Linked DNA regions of Homo sapiens: regions 2 and 3 are each linked to region 1. Evidence: chromatin contacts called from ENCODE Hi-C or POLR2A ChIA-PET data. All regions are on one chromosome and are shown on one strand. The core of a region is the stretch at or near the end of the contact, and the rest is flanking DNA. Distances in the headings are between cores, read along the strand shown. Region 1 holds the start of CORIN (corin, serine peptidase). Region 2 holds the start of TEC (tec protein tyrosine kinase). Region 3 holds the start of TXK (TXK tyrosine kinase).

Region 1 (4,241 bases), core at 629-3,128:
CCCCAGGAACCTCCTCTAACCTCTCAAGTCCCAGGATCTGAGGACCAATTTTTAGCACAATCTCACACAACAAACCTATTGGGCACCTAATAATAGAAACAAGCTAATGAATGTTTTGACTGTGACAAAAAAAAATGGTTTAATAACTTTTTATAAATGCATTGTTTCTTCTCATTGTCTCAGGGTTATGCCAAAATTAATTTCAAAACTATCTGCTTAAATGTGTCCTTGGACAATAATCACCAGTAAGTCCTGACTTCACCCCCTTTCTGGTAGCGGTCTGACGTTCCTTTGCAGAGTTTCGCTTCCATCGATAAGTTACTTTAAATAAAAAGTTAAAATAAAAACTAGAAGCCACAATTGTGCCTATGTCAGTCATCGAAGTCTTGTACAGGAGTCCGTCTTCGCAGCGCATCGTTCTCAGAAGTTTCCCGCGGGAGGAAAGCTCCACTTTATGAATTACTCGAACAGCTTCCCTGGGAATGCCCAGCCCCGAAGCTTCCCTGCTGAATTCAAAGTCAGAGCTCCCAGGGCTCGGTCCCAGGAACCGGGAGCCGTGCAAAAAGCGCGTACACTGCCATCCACTGGCCCCGAGCAGGTAGTAGCAGGAGTGAGGCGCCTGCCACGGGAGCTCAGGAACTGGGTCCCAGTAAGATCCGACAAGACACCACCTCCCTTCCGCCCGCACAGCCTGCCCTCTCTGCCTGCAGCTAGCGTCACCGGTCGGTCCCCGATTCGGAGCAGCTGGGACCCTCGCGGTAGCAAGCGGATTCCGGGGCCCTAATGACACCGAAGGAGAGGGGCAGCCGCAAATTAGACCTTCTTCCTGGGGGCTCAGGCCAGTAGGGACTGTCCGTGGTGCCCTTCCCTTTCTTTCTCCTCCTGAACGAGAGCCAACGCTGCCCCTTCCCAGGACTGGATCTGAGCCAACCAAATCCTACAGCGCAGAGCCTGCGCCCCCGGCGGCCAGCCCTCCTGTGCCTAGGCAGGTTCACGCCGGAGAAAGTTTGCACGCAGGGACCTACAAGTTCCCAGCACTCTGCAAGAGGGCCAGTTCTGGGATGCCAGCACTTAGGACGGGCGAGTGATCCCCAGGCACCAACTGGGGGCCGGGGAACCAAGCGCGAGCCCGGGCTGTGGAGGGACCGACACCCAGGCGCTCGCAGCTGGGGAAGGGGGCTTACGTCTGGGGCAGGCAAGACTGCTGCACAGTCCCTCCAGCCACCCGGCGCCCGAGACGCCGGCGCAGACAGGAAGCTGTAGATCCCCGAGGGGCTGGCTCCGACAGCTCCACCTGCAGCCTCCCCTGCCGCCAGTGTGCAGCCAAGTCCACTAGATGCTTGGAGGGCACCGTGCGGAGGAGGGACTCTGCAGGAAAGGTGGCATCACCCCCGGCATGGAGACCGGGGTCTCCGGATCGAGCCGACTCGAACACTGAAGGAAACCCTGCCCATGACCCTGGGAGGGTCTCGGACGCCGGGCGACCGGGGTGGTGGTCGGGACCAGGGCCGTGCGCCTGGGAACTGGGTGCAGGGCGCTGAGCGCGGAACTGTCAGAGCGGGAGCTCACCGGCGGCTGGGGAAGGAGGTGGCATCGGGCGGAGGAGAGGACGGGGGCGGGAGGGGCTGACCCTGAATTCACCGGGACTAAGAGGCCATCACACCTGGCTGCGGTAGGACAGCGAATCATCGATCTTACCGGCTTTGGGGACCCGGCTCTGCGGCAGCGCTCTTCCGGAGCGAGGGCAGGAGACTGTTTCATGGATAAAAAGTCTCGCTTATTCTTCTGTCCACTTTTATCTTGGTCGCTTTTCTCTCCTCTACGTGTCCCCCGGGGAGGCACTACGGATGATTTTCTCCAAGCTCAAGAGAGACAAACTGAACTTTAAGCGCCAGGGGCCCCATATTTTGTCTGCTCTACAGATCCCACCCGCGGGCCACACCCTCCCTTCACTCCCGTCTCTGGGTCCCACCCATAATAACCCGTAATGACAGATCCTCCGTGTCCCCACCTCTTTGCATTCAAAGAAGTTATTCTTCAGGGGCATATGGAAAGTCAGTTTCTGCTGGTCTCCCTCAAAAACTTACACTCCACGAGGGCAGCAGAAAAGGACAGGACGATTAAGTTTAAGTTGTGGAAGACTGGTTGGGAGCAAAAGAGTTACTTTTCTCCAAATTTGCCATATCACATCGAAAGCATTTTCTTTTAACCAGAGTGTAGCCAATCAAAATTAACTGCAGGCGCTGGCAATTAAAGAACAAGTTTATCTCAAAAAAGGTTTAACGTTTGGAGGCCATTATTTGCATCAGGCATATGGAAACTTGCGTTCTGTTAGGTATGCTGAAGAAACTGCTTTTGCCAGACTGCCTGAGTCTTTGCTGAGGCTGCAGGGACAAGGGAGAACCCCACCCTGACTGCTTCCAAAACCCTAGTTCCTGATTTCCTGCAGAGGGCACCTACAGGCTGAACCTAAAAGGCGAACAAATTCCTGCCTGTCATTCAAAAGCAGCTACCTTTTCTAAGGCAGCGTCAAGGAGGGCACTGGAGGTACTCAACACAGTAATGATTACTTTACCAAGTCCAAGGCAATTGTCAAATGTGGCAAAGAAAAACACTTCATTGGGTTTTTCTTAGAAATGATTTTTCATCCAATTTCAATCAAGATCTTAATGGAAATTTTGAAAATTACTCATGAGGTTATTTAATAAATCCATCCCCATTATTTAAAGAAAGCCATGTAAAGACAACAAAATATGGGCCAAGCACTTGTTCTTGAACATTATTGCTGAGAAAAAAATATGCATTTGTAAAATGGGGGGGGCAGTATTTTGTTTCTGAAGTGAGATCAAATGTAGAAAATATTGCATATGTATAGTAAAATGACTGAAACACTGATTCCATGTTATTCTAACATCCGATTTGTAAACCAGTATCTGACAAATTTATCATAATTCACAATAATTCAGTTCATATTATGTGGCAGGTGTCATACTAAGCACTTTACATGTATTCTTTCAGTTCCACCAACTACTCTGAGGAAGAAGCTATTATTTTTATTTTAGAGATAAGAAAGCAGATTCAGGGAGCTGAAGTGAAGTAACCAGCCTACGCAAGCTAGCAAGAAGCTGAGCTGGGATTCCCCCGAGGCAGTGACTTCTGGATTGTGTTCTTACTAAGATACTACCTCATCACACACCATCACCGCAGTGCCAGTCTGGGAATCAAGAACTGTGAGCAAATCACATAGTCTTTCTGGGCCACAGTTAACTCAGCCTATAACATAAGGGCTGGATTCAATTGCTAAGGTTTCTACAGGCATTCTGAGGCCAAGTACAAGTTTCTATTTCATCTTCTTTCTCTTCCACTTTCTGCCCTCTGGTGGAGGTGCTACAGGGACTATGAAATTAAAGTAGCTACGTCAGTGGATTTGAGATAGGGTCGATCAGTCTCCCTCACTTTTCCACTTTTAGTTCCTCTGAGAACTAAAGCTAATTGCATTAATGGTGTAAAATAAACATTTTTTAAACTTCCTTTTAGCAAGAAAACCCAACCAGTTCTAGTTACCAACAGCACCAGAATTAATACCTGAGGTATTCTTTGCATGAAGGTAATGACATAAAAAATGAGGGTAAAGATGTTTTATATTCTTTATAATAAACTTTTAAAATGTCAAGAATCATAAACTATTAGAAGTCTCAAAACATATTCAAACTGATTTGAATATGCAGTGTGCTCATTAAAATGTCAAGAATCATAAACTATTAGAAGTCTCAAAACATATTCAAACTGATTTGAATATGCAGTGTGCTCATAGTAATCTTTAATGACCTATTTGAATTATTCTTTAAAAAAAACTAGCTACATTTGCATTTCAGCTTCAAGTGACAACCATCATCTAGTTTCTTAAAATAATTTTACAAAAAGAAACATTTCTAGCCTATTGAAACTTTTATTGTCTAGCACTTCAAGCATACATCCAACTAGTTAGATAATTTAAAAGAAAACACACACAAACCTTGAAGAGATTTATGGAAAAATTAAAGATATTGAATATACCTCAGGAAACGGTGATTTTACAGAGCAAACTTCAGCCACATATCACATTACAGATCAAATTAGTACTTAGTACTACAACTGAAGACAATTTAAGAACAAGAAGAGATCACGGAGAAGCAAGCAGCATCCCAGGATGATAACAGGCAAGCAGTAGCTAAAACAGATATGCTACCCCATGGCTCATC
Region 2 (4,241 bases), core at 733-3,232, 430 kb after region 1:
TGGAACAGCTGGGGCAGGGAGGAGAGGCACCAACCTGGTCAACCTGGAGGAACCTGTAGGCAGAGGTGTGGCTGGAGGCCCAAGGCCCTGTCTCCCAGCACTCTGGATACCCGGAGAAAGGCAGAGAGGCCAGTAATTCTTCCCCAAGCGTAAAAGTAGGCCAGACACTGCTCACAACCCTTCCAACCTCCCTATCAAGGGTCAACTTAAGGAAGCAAAGGTTACCATTATCTCAGCTTTATTTTCCACGGTTTGGTAAAACATAGCTGCTGCCCTTGAGTAACTAGCTGCTGAGAAAACATGATTATCTTGATAAAGAATAAAGTAGGTTGAAAATGCTAGAGCATACATTAATATTCTATATCCTTTCCTAGTTGGGAAGATGTGAAAATTCTAGTTGGACCTATGTGGGGCAAAGGTATTGCCAACTAGAGTAAAGCACTGACTGCATGAGTTTACACTTGGCCTATACAGTTCCACAGACCAGAATGTACACACCCTTGTGAGAAGAGTCAAGATCATTAACATAAACACACCACAGTAAGCATCTGCGTTGGCAAGAGTGTAATATATGGATCAGATTAACTGGAGTATGGGGAAAGTGTAAGTCTTCCGTAAACATTGAAAATGTAACTAAACTAAAAAATACTTTCAAATACATAATGTGAAAGTTACCCATACTTCTATTTTCCCCTTAGAAATAAATCTTAATATCCCTTACTCCAGGTGATTATTGCAGAGTAAGCAGCTACCAGTGTCACGACCTAAACTGTTAAATCCCAAACTTTATTTGGGAGATCCGCTGGTTTGTTTCTTCCCAGCTCTTTAGCAGAGAATAATCTAGAAGTGAGTAAATTCTCAGAATTTCCCAAGAGGAAAATGAGCATTCACTGGAAAAATACAAGGAATACGCGCAAAACTTATAACTATTTTGGATAATCTTCAAACCCACTTAGCCACCAGCCATCCTGTTGTTCCAAGTTAACATTAAGATCAATCTTTCGAATCAAATATTCCAGTTTCCAAAGAATAGCAATGGATGAGATTGTTTCCAAACCTGGTACACACCACCATGTTACACGTCCACGGGAAAAATAAAATAAAATAAAATCCACAAGAAATTTAGGATTAAAGAAAATTAGGAAAGTGTACACTCCCAGGTCAAGGCCCTAGTTTTTCCAAGAAGTACATACATTGGCCGGGCACCTGTTTTCAATATTCAAACACAACTTCCCGGGGCGAGGTGGGCGGGGTATTGGGGGGGTGGGGAAGAGAACGTGAACTTCACTGGGTGAGTCACGTGCAACTGCGGAACATCTTGGCCGATACTGCCAAATTTTTTTTTTAATACTTTAAGTTCTAGGATACATGTGCACAACGTGCAGGTTTGTTACATATGTATACATGTGCCATGTTGGTGTGCTGCACCCATTAACTTGTCATTTACATTAGGTATATCTATCTCGACACTGCCAAATTTCAATCAAGATCGCGCCGCCGCCCAACCCGAAAGGAGGCATCAGCCCTGCTCGCCGCTGGGACGTGACCCCAACGCTGAACTTGCCGCAGGGCGGCCTCAGGCCTGGAACTTCAAGAAAAAGGGGCGGGTGTTCCTTAGGAGAGGTCAGTGCGGGAGTTGGAGAAGTGGAGAATCTACTGCCGGCAGGAAGGCGAGGCTGCGCCACTGCGCGCACCTGTCCCTCCTTCCCGGACCGAAGAGGGGACCCAGAGACGGCGCACCCGCGCTCACTGCGGCACGGAGGGGAGAAAATCCTTCCCCGTTCCTCGAGGGGCGTGTGGAAGCCGCCTCTTGCCGCGCTCATCCCCCTCCCCACCCGTCCTCGCCCGGAGTATCGCACTCCCGGGGCCGCCCCAGCCCGCCCGCGGCGCCCTTACCTGGCTGAAGCGCGGCTGCTGGGCGGACCTGGGGAGACTGCGAGGTGCAGTCTGCGCCGCGGAGTCCGGAGCCTAGCGCCCCAGAGTCCAGAGCAAAGCGCCCCGCCCCGCCCTCTGATCTCCCCGTCCCGCCCCCAATCACCCCGCCCCGCCCCGATTGCTGGCCCCGTGGACGCCCTACCCCGCCTCTGATCCTGCAGGCCCGCCCAGTCCTCGATCGCCCCGCCCCGGTCGCTTGGGCCCTGGGTGGCAGGTTTGCGCAGCCCTGCGGCGATTTCAAGGCAAGTGACCGGAATGGGTCGGAAGCGCGTCCCGGTGAGTTTCAGGGAGCGTCCCTTAGGTTTCCGGGGGCGGCGTTGAACCTCCCTAGCCCCAGTCTTCCCATCCCAGGAGACCCGCCCCTAGTGGCTCGAACGCCCCTAGCCAGGAGAGCCCCGAGTAGTGCCACTTGTGGAAGACTACGTGCCTGTCGGAATTAGGAACCGCACCTCCCCTTCCGCTAAGCGGTGGGAGGCCAGGCGGGTGACGCGGAGCAGTGGAGCCATGCAGCCTGTTTTACCAAAAGAGTAAGTGGTTTTCCTGTGAAACCCGAGGGAGCAGTGCATATCTGATACACTTAGAGGGTCACGTGCACTATTAATGTGTTAACATTAAACTCACTGAAGAGTAGAAAACACATGTAAGACTTAACTGTGTGCCAGGCACTGTTCTAGGTACTTCACATGTACTAAAAGTTCTCTGAAGCGTATATTATCAGAATCCCCCTTTTCACATACGGTGCAAGTGAGGCAGAGAGAAGCTAAATAACTTGCCTAATGTCACCCAACTAGTAAATTGAGAAGCTGGGTTGAGAAGCTGGGCTTCAAATCCAGGTCTTCCTCCTCTGGAGTCTCCACTGTTATTCACGGCTATCCTGAATCAGCAAAATCTGTGTGCATCCTATACCAGGAACTGTTCCCATGCCTGGGGAAGATGAGGCAAGGACTCTGCCATTAGGAAACTTTTATTCTACTGTAGGAGAAAGACAATAAGTGATTGTCGACTAAAATTTAAAAATCAAGCTGTTAAAGAATGAAAGTTAGTTTTATTCAGAAGTCTTACTGAGGACTAGAGATGGAGGCCTACAGCCCTGGAGGAGTCTTTTAGAGAGATTCAAGCAGATCCCTCCAACACAGAACTTCCCTTCTCAATTTAGAAACAGTTGGTGAAGATTCAGTATGTGTAAAAGCACATCACAGTTTGGGCTTAAGAGTACATCTGTTTATAGATTACAGAAGCATAATCACTAACCTCATCAGACTTTATCTTAGGTGCAGTAAAAGGCAAGGGCTCAGGCAAGAGACGTGGGGGATCCTGTGTTCTATCTCGTTTTGTCTTCAAAGCATCTTTCCGCCAGCTGCAGGTGGTCACAGAGTCAGGGGCTGTGTGAAATTATGCTGACAAGCAGAAATGAGCAAGCATGGCTTCTTAACGTTTGTTACTTGTCTCACATGATCAACAGGCAAGCAAAAAATTAAACCACTTCGTAAGTGAGGTGTCTTGACTAAAATAAAGCAGGGTGATGGAATTGAGAGTGAAAGGGAGAGGGAGGCTACTTTAGATATGATGTTACTGGAGGCTTCTCTGGGGTAACAGTGGAGCTGAGACCTGAATGATAGGACAGACGGCCAACCCAAGGCTGAAGCTAAGGGAATGGCAAGTGCTTTGATACTTATCACACCTCATGCTTGCTTGGGACTTAAAAGTAGTGCCTTCCTATATCATTTCTCCTTTGATCACTGTAATAACCCTGAGAAGTCTAACAAGATTCCATTTAATACAGTGGTCCCCAACCTTTTTGGCACCAGGGACTGGTTTTATGGAAGATAATTTTTCCATGGACAGGTGTCAGGAAGAGATGGTTTGAGGATGAAACTGTTCCACCTCAGATCATCAGGCATTAGATTCTCGTAACGCGTACACCACCTAGATCCCTCGAATGCACAGTTCACACTAGGGTTTGCACTCCTGAGAGAATCTAAGGCCAAGGCTGATCTGACAGGAGGCGGAGCTCAGCCGTAATGCAGGCAATGGGGAGTGGCTGTAAATACAGATGAAGCTTTGCTCCCTTGCCCACCGCTCAACCGCTTACCTCCTGCTATGCGGCCAGGTTCCTAACAGACCTCAGACCGGTACTGGTCCACAGCCTGCGGGTTGGGGAACCCTGATTTAACAGGGAAAACAATAACAGCAACAACAACTGAGGGTCAGAGAGGTTTCAATGACTTTCCAAAAGTCAGACAACTATCTAGGAAAAGGGGAGATGGGAAGAGGGCACAGATTTGGACCAAGGCCTTCTGATTACA
Region 3 (4,241 bases), core at 663-3,162, 300 kb after region 1:
AAACTGCACATGGGACTGAATAGTCTTCCAAAGCAACTCCCAAAATAAAGTTCTTAAAGCACCTCTCAGGTTTATTGTTTCTTTATATTTTGTTGCAAGGTGGGCAAAAAGGGAGTGGCCTGGGCTAAAGTTCTAGTTCTGATTTCGTCCAGCATTTGTGGATCACAGTTGGCAGCTTTATATGTATACAAATATACACATACACACACTCCCTTTGAGAGCTTATTTATACATATAAACTCATTTATATATGTGTGTATGTGTGTGTGTATATATATTTAAGGCAAAAGGAAGAGCACTTAAATCCCGAGTCTGGCAAGTCTCATGCTTGGCCGCGTGTGGTGGCTCATGCCTGTAATCCCAGCACTTTGGGAGGCTGAGGCAAATCACTTGAGGTCAGGAGTTTGAGACCAACCTGGCCAACATGGTGAAACCCTGTCTCTACTACAAATAGAAAAACTAGCCAGGCATGGTGGCATGCGCCTGTAGTCCCAGCTACTCGGGAGGCTGAGGCAGGAGAACCACTTGAACCCAGGAGGTGGAGGTTGCAGTGAGCTGAGATCGTGCCACTGCACTCCAGCCTGGGTGACAGAGCAAGACTCTGTCTAAAAAAAAAAAAAAAGTCTCATACTTAAATCCTGCGTCTGACAACCATATGAGTTTCTGGCAAGATTTAAACTTTCAAAGGCACAATTTTCTTATTGGCTAGATAAGAATAACAATTTTCACCTTGCCAGTTTGTAGTGAAGATTTCAGATAATGAATATAAAGGAACTGGTATAGACCATGGCCCATAGTAGGTGCTCAATAAATACCTTTATAAAGAAACAAACACATTGCAATTCTGATATGACGGCTGCCTTCTTATTTAGAAGACTATTCTGCTTGGTTTTTTTTTTTATTCTAATTTCTTTGGATTTATAAGCATCCCCCACAGCTCTTTCAAACCAAGGATCTTCACAGATAACAGTGTCTAGGGAATCTTTCTCTGTTCTCCTAAAACAAGCACTTATTTTTAATGATGGTCTTATATTCTATAAAAATATTAAAATAACATCTTCATATGTAGTATTATATATGAGGGAAAGAGACATTTGAGCCAGTGTTCACACTTGACCATGTTCACACTTTTAACCAGGTAGAGACTCGTGACTTTGACTCTTATTTTGGCCTTTACTCAGGCTCTGACTGCAGATAAGAATCAGTTTTGCCTAAATTTCAATTGCTTGGGAAAGGTCCTCGATAACGGAAGTCTACATAGAATTGTGAATAAATACCCCTGTGAAAATAAAGGTTAAGTCTATATGTTTACTTGATAAAGCAGATAATTTCAGAGTATAAACACAGTTGTGTTTTGACTTCTCTTCCTTTTGCCTTAAATATAGATATTTATTTGTGTGTGTGTGTATGTGTGTGTATTTATATATATATAAAGTTGCCCACTGTGATCCACCACTGCTGGAGCAAATCCAGAACTAGAACTTGGTCTCCTGGCCTTCAGCCCAGAGCTCATTACAGTCTCATTCTAAAAACAAGTACTTCATACTGATTGCATTTCTACACACACATATGCAGATTTCTGGACACTCTTTCTGTTTTTCTTTCATTTATGTTCTCAATGCTGAACCTTTATTAGAATTACATCATCACTGTGGTTCTTTAAATAAGAAACAAAACTCTGTCACAACATCTGAGGAAATTATCTTTTAATGTCCCCAAGCTCTATGCCTTGGAAAAAAAAAACTTCCTCTGCTGTTCAAGAATAACAGGCCCCAGAACAAGCCCCAAAAATAAATGACAAAGCCCATCTTACTCACAGGAGGAAAGGATCATGGTAGCCCCTTCTGCGGGGAGCACACAACAGTCTTCAGTTCTTCTGCGGTGCTCTACTCACAAAAACACATCTTTCAACTGAAATCATAGTTCGCTCAAGATGTTTCTCACGGGCAGAGTTAACCCCACCTATTTTCCTGTTCTGAAAACCTCAGAAGAGTATAAATGACAACCAATGGCATATATAAGAAAGCTCAGTAATCTCCATCCCAATCTCTGAGGGTATCTGCTATTAGTCTCTCATCCCCAAAGGTGTGGGTGACTCGCAAACATCATTTTCAAGAAATCACAAAATTTTGGTAAAAGGCACCTTTAAAATTATCAAATCAAACTGCCCTCTCTGGACTGGGAAGGAAATGAAGGCACAGACAGAATAAGGGACTTGCCCAAGGCCACACCGTGAGTGGCAGAAACAATTAGATTCTAGGCTCTGGAATATTGAGTTTAGAATGTTCCATCCTCCCACTCAGCAGACACTTTATTTGGGGGAAGTCAATCTAGTAATAACCCTAAAATGTGATTGGGGGATGGCTGAGAAATATAAAAACACCAACAATACAAAACACACTTGGGAGTTTCACTTCATCCCACTGGAAAGCATAACCATGTGTCAACTAATTAACAGAGCAACTTTAATGAAGACACAGCATATTCTAATCGCCCTTCCAATTTCCTGGTTTAGATTAAGGTCTCCTTAGCATTCTGGGTGATGACTGTTATTTTTACTTCACCTTTTGCCTTTGTTATGCTTTCGTATAAAACTTTTTTTCTAAGTCTTAGTGAAAAATATTTAAAGATTTTTGAAGGAAATGTTGACAAATGTTGCCAGGTGCTATCTATCTTGTTTTCCCATAAAAAGCATACACTGACCATTAGGACAGGGACTCTATCTTCTCCTCACTCTCTTTCATACCACCTAGTACTTCCCGTAGCTCCTCAAGGTGAAAAGGGAAGTATGGGATGGGAGGAGGGAAGGTCAGGAAGGAAGGAGAAAAGGCTGACAGTGATAGTAAGGTAGAGTGTGCCAGGACCGACTCCTTCAATGAGCTACAAGTCAGTTAAAAGTTGTGCATGGTTAGCAACCAAAATGCCCATCAATGATAGGCTGGATAAAGAAAATGTGGTACATATACACCGTGGAATATTATGCAGCTATACAGAATGAAATCATGTCCTTTGCAGGGACATGGATGGAACTGGAAGCCGTTATCCTTAGCAAAGTAATGCAGGAACAGAAAACCAAACACCACATGTTCTCACTTATAAGTGGGAACTGAACCATGAAACACATGGACACAGGGAGGGGAACAACACATACTGGGGCCTGTTGGGGAGGGCAGATGAGGGGAGAGCATCAGGAAAAATAGCTAATGCATGCCAGGCTAATATCAGGAAATATATATATCAGGCTAATATCAGGAAAAATAGCTAATGCATACCTAGGTGATGAGTTTTTGATAGGTGCAGCAAACCACCATGGCACACGTTCACCTATGTAACAAAACTGCACATCCTGCACATGTACCCTGGAATGTAAAAAAAAAGTTGTGCCTGTTTTTGTGATGGGGGTACAGTTAAACAGGTAGACAAGAAGGAATGTGGCAGATTGTGATAAGGCTCGGGATAAGCAGTTTACTTTCTTCCATTATGAGGGGCACAGGAAAAGAATAAACACAGCCTTCAGTGGATGGACTGCCTGGTGCACAGACTCTAGACTGACCAGGATGAAATGAAATGGTTCTCCAGGGTCAGAGTGAAGGCGCTGCCCAGAGCAGCCAGCCTGTGTGTTCACCCAATGCTCCAGAGCAGACCATCGTGGCCTGCAGAGGAGACGCAACTCCTGAAGGGAAGGCGCTGTGTCTTCCTCGGCTAGTTACCCCACCAACAGCAAGAATAACGTGTTGGGCAATAAACGGTCTCTGGATGACTGATACAGTTTCTTTTCGCTGGCGCTCACGTGACCGAGATAGTTTCTTTTCCTTGGCGCTCACAAGGCAAAAAGGAAGGCCCTAATTCCGTTGATGTCTTAGTAGAGCTTCTAAGGGTGAGAAATCCACACACACAGTCTTGACAGCAGGGTCTCCTGAGAGGCTGTACAACAATCCCACCATCCAGGAACCCAAGTCCAACCAGGCCTCCTGAAAAACGTCCGGGAGGCACGGAACACCATGCTGGCTGCTTCTCTCCGTAGCTTCCTGGATCCTCCGCCACAGCTCAGGCTGCTTCCGGGTCCTATGTGAGGTGGGGGCAAACTTTGTTGCGAAGGTCACCTGATCCTTCTGCCCCAGAGCTCAGCACTTCCAATTATAGTGTCTGTGTCCCAGGGAATATTCTTAAGGCTTAGAAGTAGATTACCCGGTTTAATTTTCCATCTGATTCTGATTAGCTGCGGCCACCATGGGCAGGAT

The links. Hi-C counts contacts between places; a loop is a spot of excess contacts on that map. ChIA-PET counts read pairs that join two places held with the same protein, here RNA polymerase II (POLR2A). Pooled maps may share reads with other maps.
Region 2: a map of naive thymus-derived CD4-positive, alpha-beta T cell shows a loop between it and region 1 (12-fold over the local background). The contact joins the promoter of TEC here to the promoter of CORIN in region 1. A Hi-C loop is called at or near these places in 2 of 168 maps with a recorded cell type or tissue (both naive thymus-derived CD4-positive, alpha-beta T cell) and 8 of 50 pooled maps. POLR2A ChIA-PET finds 5 or more read pairs at or near these places in 2 of 52 experiments (OCI-LY7 and PC-9).
Region 3: a loop to region 1 is called in a pooled map, with 2.6 times the contacts of the local background. The contact joins the promoter of TXK here to the promoter of CORIN in region 1. A Hi-C loop is called at or near these places in 8 of 50 pooled maps. POLR2A ChIA-PET finds 5 or more read pairs at or near these places in 3 of 52 experiments (activated CD4-positive, alpha-beta T cell, activated T-cell and activated naive CD8-positive, alpha-beta T cell).

Annotation. Positions count from the first base shown.
Region 1 is chr4:47,836,189-47,840,429 of GRCh38, forward strand. It overlaps CORIN (corin, serine peptidase), which reads right to left and starts at 1,879. Exons shown (of 22, transcript NM_006587.4): 1 at 1,699-1,879. The coding sequence starts at 1,761. The region is part of intron 1 of LOC101927179 (a long non-coding RNA gene); the gene reads left to right.
Region 2 is chr4:48,267,856-48,272,096 of GRCh38, forward strand. TEC (tec protein tyrosine kinase) reads right to left here and starts at 1,983. Exons shown (of 18, transcript NM_003215.3): 1 at 1,897-1,983. It overlaps LOC105374445 (a long non-coding RNA gene), which reads left to right and starts at 2,117. Exons shown (of 2, transcript XR_007058111.1): 1 at 2,117-2,211. RefSeq lists silencers at 1,793-1,922, 1,983-2,052.
Region 3 is chr4:48,132,338-48,136,578 of GRCh38, forward strand. It overlaps TXK (TXK tyrosine kinase), which reads right to left and starts at 1,913. Exons shown (of 15, transcript NM_003328.3): 1 at 1,818-1,913. The coding sequence starts at 1,833. TEC (tec protein tyrosine kinase) reads right to left here. Exons shown (of 18, transcript NM_003215.3): 18 at 3,446-4,241. RefSeq lists a silencer at 1,355-1,649.